2 separate regions of the Homo sapiens genome follow, and region 2 is linked to region 1. Evidence: read pairs that join two places in POLR2A ChIA-PET (ENCODE). Cell type or tissue: PC-3. All regions are shown on one strand.

The links. ChIA-PET counts read pairs that join two places held together with the same protein. Peaks named below come from ENCODE experiments on the same cell type or tissue, not always from the same donor. Only the 100,000 strongest peaks of a DNase experiment are listed, where the experiment ranks them.
Region 2: POLR2A ChIA-PET joins it to region 1 with 16 read pairs; 3 of 35 experiments call an interaction of 5 or more read pairs at or near these places.

Annotation. Positions count from the first base shown.
Region 1 is chr5:42,107,370-42,109,869 of GRCh38, reverse strand. No RefSeq gene overlaps it. Among named protein-coding and RNA genes, the nearest start is that of LINC02996, 67 kb to the left of the region's middle. In PC-3, no CTCF peak of the experiment used is centred here; DNase peaks (open chromatin) are centred at 699 and 1,209; H3K27ac peaks cover 2,038 bases.
Region 2 is chr5:41,967,623-41,970,122 of GRCh38, reverse strand. It overlaps a transcript of FBXO4 not described here and the pseudogene MTHFD2P6. Among named protein-coding and RNA genes, the nearest start is that of FBXO4, 44 kb to the right of the region's middle. In PC-3, a CTCF peak has its summit at 1,591 (motif pointing left); no DNase peak of the experiment used is centred here.

The DNA of each region.
Region 1 (2,500 bases):
GTTTACACTCTGCTCCCCTCTTAATTAAAAATTCCACCTTTAGGTCATTTTTTTTTTTTTTTTTTTTTTGCTGCGGTATCTAATTGTAAGCTGTTAGAAGTAGCCATTGCACTTCTTGAAGACTTTGCTGCTTGGAAATTTCTTCCACCAGGTACTATAGGTTATTACTCTTAAGTTTGGCCTTCCACAAAGCCCTAGGGCATGGACACAATGGAGCTAAGTTCTTTGCTGCAGCATAACAAGGGTGACCTTTGCTCCAAGTCCCAGTCAGTTCATTTCTATTTTGTGGGGGTCTGTCCTGTAGAACCTGACCCAACGATGGATGAATAAAGTACACTGACACACAGATACTCTGCTTTGCCAGTCCAGTTGAGTTTCTGGGCCGCTTACAGACTCCACACAGAGTGCTGTAAACAGTTGTGACAGGGCCCTGACCAGCCAGTGAGACTTGCATTTATTCAGTAAAGATTAATTGACAAAGGCTTGAGCCAACACTGCTAGAGGGTAATTGACATTATAGACTTCCCGAGTAGAAAGCAATTAAGCACCCACTGTAGAACAAAGGTTAGTCTTAAGACCACATGTGTAAACAAGTTAGATAAATTCCCCACATTCCTTTGTTTCTACTCTAATTTATTTAACTAAAGGTAAGGGTATCAGGCTGCCTTCAGCCAGATGTATTACAGAAGTTATACAAACTCTCAGGCCTTCCAAGAGGGTTTGTGGCTATCATAACTAAAATTTTTCCCACCAGCCTGACTGAATGCCCACACTATCTGAGACCTCAGTATGACCATTATGGTCTATATTTCTATCAGCATTTTAGTCACAACCACTTAACTAATCTCTAAGAAGTTCCAAAGTTTCCCCATCATTTTATCTTCTTCTGAGCCCTCCAAACTCTTCCTGTTACCTAATTCCATAGTGCTTTAACATTTTTTTTTTACAAAATTCTTCTAAATTTGAAAATAAATTTATTGGTAAGTGGTTTGCATGGTAATTCTTTCACATGATTTTCAGCTTGGCTCCTTAAAGCTAATTAGCACATTTATTTCTAAATTATAAATAAAGCTATTCCTAAGAATTTGGCTTTAATCCTAACCCTTGCTTTAACCCTAATGTTTGTCAAACAGATAAGGATCTGTTTATTTAAGAGATATCAAATAAAAAGCCCTTTGGTAAACAACCATCTGTGTGCTCACTTACTTATTGGATGAGTCATTCATTAAACAAGTACTTAATGGATAGCAACATATAACAGACAGTTTTATAAGTCCTAAGGATACTGCTATGAATGAGTCAAAGTCCCAGTACTTTTCACCATTCTGACTAGCATATGGCAACCAAAAAATGGCCATGTTAGTAAATAAATAAATTAAACAAATTTCCATATTTATGCATATATATTTTATATTAAATTTAAGAAATAATGAATTAATATGTAAATAATTTAAATTCAGCAAGTGATAGAAAATGAAGTATATGGGATAGAGGAGGTTGGTTGCTTGAGCTATTTACAAAGGCCTCACTGAGGAGGTGAATTTTAATCTATAACTTAAAGAATGAGAGAGAATTACATAAGAAACTGGGAGAAAAAATAGCAAACTAGATTTCCTGAAAAAACTCCCAAGAAAAAATACCTAGGAATGCTGAATAAAATGTCAGAAGATTTCTTTTTATTTCTATAACTGAGTTTTTAAAAGTTAAGGAACTCTTCAGAGATTAAAAAAAAGAAGTTCTATACCTGAATCTATGCCTCGAGGACATATCTGATAAGAGGAACCTAGAGACTTGGTTTTGTTGGCTCGAGGAAAAAATTCCCATAAAGGTTGTACAGTTGGAAATGAGTTCTCAACCTAAAGCTGGACACATTGAAAGACCATACCTCAGTGGAAGATTAAAAAAAAAAAAAAAGCTTCCTTCTTAGGGAGATAAAAAGGTAACTTGTCTTTTTTGGTCCTTGTTTGGGCAGAGGAAAATATTTGTGATCATATATAAAATACTGCACATAGGTTACCAAGATGATGGAAGGTAACCTGCTCATATACCCCCATAAGAAAAAAAATTCTGTATACATCCACAGACAAAAGTCTCTCTATCAGGATTCAGATAGAAGTTTGTGAAATCCTACTGGAATCCAAGTCCTTGAAGGATCATTTTGAGAATGCAGACCAATACTTGAGTCACTAATCCTCCAAGCTTGCTCCCAGGCTGAAGCTCAGAAGCAGCCTAGTTCTCTAAGGGGAATGGCTAGAAGCCTGTTTGCCTTGAACCTGCAACCAAAACCATCTGCCAAAGAGTCCAGAAAGAATCACACACACTAGTGCCTTGGCAGAAAGGCTTCTCTGTCCATTGGTAGCAGTCACAGGAAAAAACTTGAAAGTTGCCTTGTGACTCAGCTCCAGTGTGCCCTCAGCTGAGCTCCCTGCTCATAGCTACCTGCACAAGCATCCAAAGGGAGTCTCACCTATATCTTGCAGCCCGGGAATCTGAGCCACCC
Region 2 (2,500 bases), 140 kb after region 1:
GTTTTATATATCAACTCAAAACTTCAACCAATTTTCTAAAACAGAACTAATTCACAGTAAAATGCCTATATATAACAACCAATCATGTTTGGATGTAAAAAGATTTAAATGTTCATTAAATGGTTGCTTTGTATACAGTAACCACAGTACTATGGCCTTTATTGATTCTCAGCTATACCTTTCACAGCATTTACACTTAATTCTATTTAAAATAGAACTCAAGATTTCACTCTTATCCCCACCTTTTTTTCACAACACACACACATTGTTTTGTTTAAAATGTAGTATTGAGCTTTGGGGGCATGACTGCACATTTTTGTGTGTGTGTAAGACATCAGCAAGTAATATATTGCAAAGACACCTACATTCTGAAGTTTGGATTTTAAAATCCAAGAGGTGCTTCACCAGGAAAATGTTAAGGTGTGCAACTCACCATTTATCCTAAATACATCCACACACATGCATTTGTAGCAGCATTGTTTACAGTAATCAAAAACTGTCAACATCCTCAATGTTCACTTATAGTAGCATGCATGAATTATGAAATATTCATATAATGGGAGAGTATATTAAAAAGAAAATGATATAGCCAAATATTATAGTATGGATTACCTCCAGAAACATGAACCAATACATTCCTGTTCATTTTAAATTATCTAGTCTGAGATGTTCTATCAGCACAAAATTGATTAAGACATAGGGATACCTCCAGGGTGGAGGGATAGAACTGTAATTGGGGAGAACGGCATGAATAGACTGGATATGTGTTTTGGAATGCTGCCAGTTTTACTTTTTGACTTAGGTTACACAAGTGTTTGTTTTATAAGCACTCATTAAACTACAATATATTTTCATGAACTCTTCTGGAAATGTATATGTTTCAGAGTAAGAAAAGGAAAAAGTGAGTGGAAAAGGTAAGCTTAGGTATTAATAAAGGAGATAGGATTACAGGATGCTGCTAAGGGGCACCAACCCTTGGCTGCTCTATCTGACCGTATGTCAACAAATGTGTGACAACTGTAGAGTATAAAAAGAAGGTTACCCAAAATAAGACAGGGACAAAACCATTTGCAAAAGAGCTTGCACTTAGAAAAACAATACATTTGTTGGATTGGAACTTTATAGATAAGAAAACCTTCAATATAAATAACACGCTTTAAAAATATCTAGAAGATAAAAACTGAAAATTTCCATGGGAACAGAATGGGCATTCATAAAATCATAAGATGTAAGAATACCATGAACTGAGGGTTTGTGCAACAAATCCTGCAATTTTCAAAACATGAGGATGTCAATGAAATTCAAAAGAAATCATTTTCAACAATTAAAAAAATTTACATAGAGGGTAATAACTTTGCAGTAATTTATTATTATTACGTATTCTTAAATTTCGGTATGTAACAGAAAAAAAAATCGAATACTTAGGTACCAAGTCAGAATATTTAAAAAAAGGTGTTTAATCATTTCATAACTAGTTGAAATTTAGTTTAAAATGAATGTTTTTCAGAACTTTAACCAGGCTGGGACACAAAGGCAAAAAAGTTGAAAAGCATTTGCCCAGCTACTTCTGATTCCCAACGTGTTGCCCCCTGCTGGGAGACTGTGTCACAGCTAATCCCATTAATACTACTTTTCTGCGGAACTTAATTTTTGTAAAAAATTCCACCTTCATTTCCATAAATGAAACGTACCTATCTTCCTTCAACAAAACTTTATTTAAAATCACTGTCAGCCGAGCGCGGGCACCGGCGCGGGCTATGGCTGCGACTTCCCTCATGTCAGCGTTGGTCGCCGGCTGATCCAGCCCGCTCAGAGCTGCCGCCTCTGTCCTCGCCCTTTCCACCTCGCGGCAGTTCCTTTGAACTCCCTCGGACGAGCTCTTACTGGTTCCGATAACTCTCACTGCTCTTATGAGCTAAGCTTTTGCACCAACTGAACAGCTGGCCAACCTAAAAATTGTTGCCTTTGCAGTCAGATACTCACTCTTGGTCTGTCAGCTTTGGATGAAGCAGTGGGGTTCTTGGGAAGAACCCATTGCCAACTAAATGAAGCTGTTGTCAGGAAACTGGCCCAGTGGATCAAGCAGGAAGTGCGGCAGGAGGTGGAGGAGCAGGTGGCCTCTGGCAACAAAGGGCCATGCCTGAGCGTGGCTCTGGTCAGCAAAACTCCTGCAAGTCTCTGCCATATCCTCAACAAAACCAGGGCAGCTGCAGATGTGGGAATCAACAGTGAGATAATTGTGAAACCAGCTTCAATTTCAGAGGAAGAATTGTTGAATTTAATCAATAAATTGAATAATGATGGTAATGTAGATGGCCTCCTTCTCCACCTGCCTCTTCCAGAGCACATTGATGAGAGAAAGATCTGCAATTCTGTTTTTCCAGATAAGGATGTTGATGGCTTTCATGTAATTAATGTAGGGTGAATGTATCTGGACCAGTATTCCGTATACCAGCTACTCCATGCAGTGTGTGGGAAATAATTAAGCAAACTGGCATTC